Linked DNA regions of Homo sapiens: region 2 is linked to region 1. The links are chromatin contacts, found by Hi-C or POLR2A ChIA-PET in ENCODE. All regions are on one chromosome and are shown on one strand. Each heading gives the region's core, a stretch centred on a gene start or an enhancer-like site at or near the end of the contact. The rest is flanking DNA. Distances are from core to core; before and after follow the strand shown. Region 1 has its middle 33 kb from the start of DNASE2B. Region 2 holds the start of LINC01555 (long intergenic non-protein coding RNA 1555).

Region 1 (3,845 bases), core at 580-3,079:
AGCACATCTCTGTCCCACCCCCTTTTGCCCCTTTATGAGCCTGGGATGATAATGTCACTGAATAAAACTCTTAAGCAACTGTTGCTTTGGGGAATATTTATAGTTGCCAGTGATTACAGCCCTCTTCAATTCTGGGCCTTTCAATGCCTGAGGTTGGAGTGCCTTCGAAGTGGATGAGTGATTATAGAAGGTTGGAAGTCCAAGAGAGAAAGACAGAGAAGGAACAGAGTGTGCCCAAGGAAACAGCTTTGAGATCTGCTTCTCTGAAAGTGCCATGCAAGGACACAGCTTCATTATTCTTCCATCATGAGGCAATGAGGAGAAAAAAAGATTCTATTTTCACTTTCTTCCATCATTCCTACCTTTTGATTAACTAGTCAATTCAGTGGCATAAAATACACACAGGAAAACATGGAAGAGTATTTATGTTTCTAATTGCAATTACAGAGGTAAGATGTGGAAATTAATTTTTTGAAAACAACCCTTTGTCTTGGAGAAACACTTCTCCTGTTTTTTTGTTTTTTTGTTTTTTTTTTTTAAGCCATGGCAGAATGTTAAACCACTCAGTGTGTCTGACTAGACAGCCTGAAGTACTGACTGGTGGGTTGGTGTGGTCAGTTCTTGGGAGATCAGAACCATTCTTCCCTCTTGGACCACATTCAAAATAAGATTTCTCAATTTGCTCCAGCTCCCCACACATTCCTATTAACTAGAAAACATTGTTTCGAGTAACTTCTTTTAGTATGTGTTGGGGAGTAAGATAGGGAAGGAGCCATCTATTAGCATGGCTCTGCTCCCATAGACTCATATCCTTTGGCGGATAAGGGATAATGAAGGGGTTAAAGGTCCCACATTCTGCACCTGATGGCCCAGAAGCCTCACAATCCTTCGGGCCAGGTACCTCCTTTCTGTTTTGCAAGTAATGTGAGTGGCCTCTAGCAGGCTTTGACCACCATCAGCTGCAGGTGGAGGCTCGGGAGTCGCATCTGGAAACAAAGGTCATGCTTAGGTGCCTGGCAAAGGTGATCTAGATTCTGAAAACCTCCAGGGATTCAGTTCCAGTTCTCTGGGAAGCAGAGCTGCCCTTACCTTGGTCCCACATGCTGTACATCCAGCCACAAGGAGAGGCAGCAGTATTTACTTTAGAGGAAGGAAAGGACATGGCTACCAGAATGCCATTAATTAGAATCTGAAGCCTTTTTAAAGCCTTCTAACGGGCAGGAGAGCGACCTGAAAGTAATCCTGGCCAAGTCCACCAGAGGCAAAACAAATGGACCCTACATAGAAAAAAGGATCAGGTGTCATGGCTCAAGCAGTGCTTAGCTCAGGACCCCAGGCAGAGAGAGGAGGGCTCCTGAGGGCCCCCGACACCTCAGGTCTGCACTAATCCCAGCATGCTGGGGGGCTGCGCCCACAGGGTTCTTCCCTCTAGGAAGTCAGACTTGCAGCTCCCTCATGGAGCCCAGCTGGGGACTTGGAGTCAGGAAGGCCTAAGTTCCTTTGGGTCAGGGCTCTACATAAAGGCACCTGAGTGGCTGAACAAGCTGTCCTTGCGTCTGTACTTTGAGGATGTCTGGAGCCACTCTTGGACTCTCACCCAGCAGATGTGTACAAAGTGAACATAACACATGAGAAACAGGAAGTTGGACACATTAACACTAGCAGAGAAGTGACAAATGACAGGGTGGGAGGGTGGAAGAACTCTAAAAGCACCGCTATCTGGAGCCATTTAGAATTGAGTGAACAGCCCTGCAGACCTCAGACACTTCTGAGGCCATGGTGATCTTACAGCATTGGACAATGACTCATGGATGAGGTGAGTCACCAAGGAAAGGTCAATTGTGTTCAATACACTGCATTTACAAAGCAGGGATATGGAATGCATCTTAGAAACATTTATATCTCAATGATTAACATTTTTCAAAAGCTTTTAAATTTTCTAGGAAATTGACTCATCTCTCAACTATTGCCAGAATAATAAGGCATTACCATGCTTGAAGTAACTTTAGTGGAGGACATACACATTTTCCTGTTTAGTAAGTTGTTGTTTTTGTTTTTAATATTGAGTCATAGAAAGGAGGAGAGGGCTATTTTAATGTCCTTTAAATTACCATGTGGTTTTTCTACAGGTCTTGCTGCCATTAGACAATCCATATGGAAAAATTACTGGTACAGTCAAGAGGAAGTTGTCTTCAAGACTGTGACATTGTGGCCACCAATAGGAGTCCACTCTCAGCTGAGGAATTCCTTAAGTCATTTGTGATGCTGGAGATGATAGCATGTAGCCATGCAAAATTTCACACTAGTATATTGATTTATAGTGTTCACTTTCCTCCAATATGAAACAGTTTATTTCTTCTACACCTAGCTCAGCAAGGCATTCTGTGGATTACCTTATTAGTAATTATAACAGGCTTTATGGCTATAATTTACTTTAAAAATGCTGAGCAGTATTAGAACAGTTATAAATCAATATTTCTTTTTGGTTATCTTATGCCTTCCTATCTTGGAGAAGCTTTAGAATCAATTCATTAAGAAAATAATCATGAATTAATGAGTGTGTCACATCAATTAATTTGTGCACAGGTTTAAGAAACAAATATTGTTTTCATCCTACTGATGCTTCTAAGTAATGCAGAAAATGAAATAAAATTATATTGAAAAATATCACCATTGTTACTTCATTTGACTGAATATTTGATTTTAAGAATGCTCTAGCATATGTATCATTGATTATTTATTTCCACTCTGATAGTACTTCTGTGATCTTAATGTTTGATTTTAAACTTTTTCAATCCTTAGAGAATATTTAGTACATATGAGGGTACTGAAAAAGAGTAGAAATTTTCTTTGAATAATGCATCCCTTATGTGCACAAAACGTCACATTTAATAAATGTTAAGCCAATATACAGATGGGTGGATGTACATTTAGAAAGAAGACTAGAGAGTATAGATGTGAAAATATCAGCAATGACAATTTCTGGATGATGAGATTATGAGTGATTTTCATTTTTCACCATGTACTTTTCTGAATCTTCCAAATATGAACAATTATTCCTTTTATAGCCAGAGAAACAAATATAGTTGATGATTTAAAGATGTTTACAGATTTGAGGGCTGATTATATCAATTGACTAACACTACCATTGTATACATGTAATAAAGCTTCACAAATTACAGCTTTAGAAACCCATGATGAAAACTTGTCCACGTTAACATTCTGGGTAACCTTTTCCATTTTAAAAAATCTTCATTTAAAAAATAAAATCAAATCTCCATTTTTAAGAATTGCTTTCATATGAGCCCTTAGTATTATTTGTTAATACGGCTTCATTCACCTTTATGATACTGCTACTTAAGGTTGCATGGTATAGTGGTTAATTGCACACTCATTTAAATCCTGGCTCCACCTCTCAGTAAATATAAGACAAGTTTCTTCATCTGTAAAATGGAGGTGAAAAGAGAACCTACCTTATAGGTCTTTTGAGGATTAAATGGGTTAATGCTTGTAAAGTGCTATGGTAGTATTTGGCCTGACACAGAAATTTCAATATACGTGTGTGTTGAATGTAATAAATGTCCTGTCTTCTTTTCGTTTGTTATTAGGCCCACATAGAAAAGCTGTCATTGGCCTCCGGGTCAGGCAAGAGATGGGAGGTGTTCAGAGCAGCAAACCCTACAAGATGTTGGAGGCCATTCACAAGCAAGCGCCTGCTTGGAAAATAACGTGGGATAAGAACAATGAAATAATTTGATGAGGAAAGTGTTGTGCTACATTGAATACTCACGTCACAAAATGTGCTTCTACATTATGTAACTTACATGGTCAAATGACTGGTACAT
Region 2 (3,845 bases), core at 471-2,970, 270 kb before region 1:
TGGATGAGAGGAGCACGAACTCTGCTAAGGGGTAGACCTAAACAATTACAAGCCATTATTCTGGAGGTCACAAGATTTGCAACTTCCCCCAATTACTCCTGCAGATAACATCACTATTGTAGAACCTAAGATTGGTCTTCTGAGATGTCTTTTCAGGCTTTTGTATTTCTGACTACCATGGCTCCACTTGGACCTGCCAACCAGTCCTGTGGCCCCACCAAGAAGCAAATTCTGCACACCCCTCTGATTGCACCCCCAACCAATCAGCAGCACCCATTCCCTTGCCTGCCAAACCATCCTTGAAAAACCCTAGCCTCCAAATTTTCAGGGATGCTGATTTGAGTAAAAATAAGACTCCAGTATCCTGTTCAGCTGCCTCTGTGTGAATTAAACTCTTTCTGTGTTGCAGTGCCTCTGTCTTGATAAATTGGTTCTATATAGGCAGTGGGCAAAATGAACCCATTTGGCAGTTACACTCAGACAGTGGATCTTTGTGTAGGTTCTTCAACAGTGTTGTGCCAGCCTACAGGATGAAACACCAAGCTCACAGAAGAGTGTTCATTTAAAAGAAAGCAACACTAATGATCCACACAACATCCTGAATTTGTTATGTCCCAGAAAGGCTTATCATAAGTTCAGTAATTCTGGTTCATCTACCAAGATAAGTAAGTGTGTTTGATTTTGTAAGGTATGCAGCAGTGATCTCCTATTTTGGTGTTTTTCAATACAATTTTGGTTATGTGCAAATAAAAAATTGATGAAATTTTATTTTCCTTCAATATCAACTTAAATGGTTCTTACATCTATAAAGCTTTTTCTGACTCTGTGGGGAGGCAGTCACAACTCTGCTCTCAGAATTGAACTTTCTCCCTTTTATTCATTCAGCAAATGTTTATTGAGTACTTATTAGGATTGCTATGCTAGGTGCTGGGATTCTAACATGGAAGGTGACTTGGCCATTGCCCTCAGAAACTAACAAACTACTGCGGCAAACAAGCCAATGGGCCACTTAAGGCACCTGAGTAAGTGCTCCAATAAAGGTTTTGGAGGGCTCTGAGGCAGGGAAGAGGGGGAGAAGCATGTTTAGCCTGCGGAATAGGAGGTCAGAGAGGATGCTTGAGTTAAGTATTGAAGAGGGAACAGAACATACAAGATCAGAGGTATGAAACCAAATGACCTCCAGGGAAATTACAAATAGCTTTGTAAGAACAAAGTGGTGTGGGAGAACAGTGGGAGGGGTAGAGAGGAGCCAGGTTAAAAGGGTCTCAGATTCAAGAAGTTTTGAACTTACCCTGAAGGCTTAGTGATGTGCTTGGTCAAGCACAACTGTGACCCAGAGTGTTCCCTCTCTCTCCTTGTCATAGCATTGTGAGTATACCTCTATTAAAGCATTTATTACAAATGCTTTAACTGCATATCCTTCTGTCATAGCATTTATCACAATTCTAATTCCATATGGAGAACTGCTGAAAAGAAAGCAAAGTGGAGATGATACCAGGTTGCAGTAATCCAAGCAAGAAGTGATTGAGAGGAATGCATGTTCCTACAGGTAGACTCTGATTGGATGTCGGTGTTAAGTAAAACAATCTCTGGCTCAGATAGCGGTGGATGAAAGGGCTTACAGAAGAACAGCTTTAGGGGATTGAGCAGGAAATAGTCTAGTCAGCAGACCTGGGTTGCCTGTGTGTTAACCCAGCAAAGGTCTGTCTTCAGGACTGGAAAATGACCTCTGAGTCTTACACATTCTGCCTGCTAAGAGTGATTTTGCATGCCTGAGGCCTCGGGCCATGCTGTACCGGTGTGACTAGGTAAGTTTATCCTAACAATGTGATTTATGGTGAATGCCTTTTTTGCCTGTGGGCTGGAGTCTGAGTAGCTGAGATCAGTCACCTGGGTAGGCACTGCATACCTACCTGATGACCCCCAATAAAAACAATAAAAATCCTGAGCACCAAGTCTTGGGTGAACTTCTGTGGCAACACTTCACATGTATTGTCACATATTGCTGTGACTCCACTGGGAGAGGATACCTGGAAGTTTGTGCTTGCTTTTTCCAAGACTTTGCTCAGGTGCCTGCCCCTTTGCTGATTTTAATCTGTAACCTTTTGCGGTAATAAATCATGACCATAAGTATAACAGCTTTTCTGAGTCCTGTGAGTCTTTCTAGTTCATGTGAGTTCATCAAGCTTAAGGGTGATCTTAGGGACCCCTGACACAGGGATAATGAATTGTTCTGGACATATTGAATTTAAGGGTCTCTGAGCCATTCAAGTTCGTGTGGATGAACTTGGGTTTTTATTAGGGTTCCTCAGGTAGGTATGCAGTGCCTACCCATGTGAATGCCTACTGTTGGCAATTGGATATATAAGTTTGGAGCTCAACAGAGAGGTCTGGGATAGATATTGAGATCTGAGAGCCAATACATAAGTGGCTGTTGAAGCTAGGGGCATACATGAGGTCACAAAAAAGAGACAGATGGTAGAATGAGAAGCAGAAGGTAGAGACTTGGGTATCACTGGCATTCAAAAATCAAATGTGCAGGTATGGTGGCACATGCATATAGTCCCAGCTACTTGGGAAACTGAGGCAGAAAGTTTGCTTGAGCCCAGGAGTTCAAGGCAGCAGTGAGCTATGATCACACCACTGCACTCCAGCCTGGCCAACAGAGTGAGACCCTGTCTCTACTTCAGAAAGAAAAAAGAGAAAAGAAAAAGAAAAAAGAAAAGGCAAATATGGAAGAAAAGGCTCTTTTATGGAGTGAAGAGACAGAGAGTTGAGAGTCAATATCAAGAAGATATCAAGGCCAGGCATGGTGGTTCTTGTCTGTAATCCCAGCACTTTGGGAGGCGGAGGCAGGTGGATTGCTTGAGCCCAGGAGTTTGAGACAAGCCTGGGCAACATAGTGAAACCCTCCCTCTATAAAAAATACAAAAATTAACTAGGCATGGTGGTGTGCTTGTAGTCCCAGTTACTCAGAAGGCTGAAGCGGGGATCACTTGAGCCCAGGAGGTCAGGTTGACGCTGCAGTGCAGTGGTGATAGCACCGCTGCACTCCAGCCTGGGTGACAGAGCAAGACCCTGTCTCAAAAAAAAAAAAAAAAAAGCCACCCTTAGGAAGGAGAGAATTCCAAGGAAGTTCAAATGTTATAAAGAAAACAATATATAGAAAAACGCTGGCAGTATTGTGGTCATTAGTAACTTTAAGGAGGGTTCCTCTGCATTTCCTAAGTTAATTTAACCAATATTTATTGAGTACCTGCTGTGTCCCGAGCCCTCATGAACTCAGTATAAAAGGAGACACCCAGGTAATTGATTGTATCTTGAGTGGATATCTCCCTGGAGAGAGTGCAGCAGAGGGGAACTCCTCAGTACCTCATGAGAGTGGGAGGATGGTTTTGTGTCCTGAGCTGTATCTTAAAGGATAAGTAGGAGTGAACCAGGAGGGATATGTCCAGGGCACCACTCACAGTGGGGTTTTGGGTAGCATAAAAGGCAAAGCAGGGGACCAGACACCAGACCAGCAAGATAGTCTGGAATCTGATCCCTCAAGGGGAGCTTGGGCATTATCCTGAAGGCATTTCCTGGAAACACTGAAGGATGTAATACAGAGGAGTAAAAAGATGACTCACACTTTAAATAATAATTCACTTGGCAGTTCTGAGAATGACCTAAGGGAAACAGATCTGGGGGCAAGAAGGGCTCTTAGGAGACTAATGCACCAATCCTGGTGTTTGGGTGTGTGGGTACGAAGTTCTTTCATTTGCAGTTGCTGTATGAGTTTATTTTTCTGCCTTAACTAAGGTCCCTGAGAAAAACAGAACCACGTTTTATGCTTTTGTAAATTT

What was found. A loop is a pair of places that touch in the nucleus more often than their neighbours do. ChIA-PET counts read pairs that join two places held with the same protein, here RNA polymerase II (POLR2A). Pooled maps may share reads with other maps.
Region 2: a map of PC-9 shows a loop between it and region 1 (4-fold over the local background). The contact joins the promoter of LINC01555 here to the enhancer-like site in region 1. A Hi-C loop is called at or near these places in 1 of 168 maps with a recorded cell type or tissue (PC-9) and 1 of 50 pooled maps. POLR2A ChIA-PET finds 5 or more read pairs at or near these places in 1 of 52 experiments (activated CD4-positive, alpha-beta T cell).

The regions. Positions count from the first base shown.
Region 1 is chr1:84,363,780-84,367,624 of GRCh38, reverse strand. It overlaps the pseudogene UOX. Among named protein-coding and RNA genes, the nearest start is that of DNASE2B, 33 kb to the left of the region's middle. RefSeq lists an enhancer at 1,267-2,466. Within about 2 kb of position 1,829, at least 6 of the 41 ENCODE cell types and tissues checked have a DNase peak (open chromatin) inside an H3K27ac peak, as active enhancers do; they include PC-9, where a contact is called at or near this core.
Region 2 is chr1:84,632,895-84,636,739 of GRCh38, reverse strand. LINC01555 (long intergenic non-protein coding RNA 1555) reads left to right here and starts at 1,720. Exons shown (of 3, transcript NR_027379.1): 1 at 1,720-1,808. It overlaps LOC124904206 (a long non-coding RNA gene), which reads right to left. Exons shown (of 5, transcript XR_007066196.1): 4 at 1,292-1,466.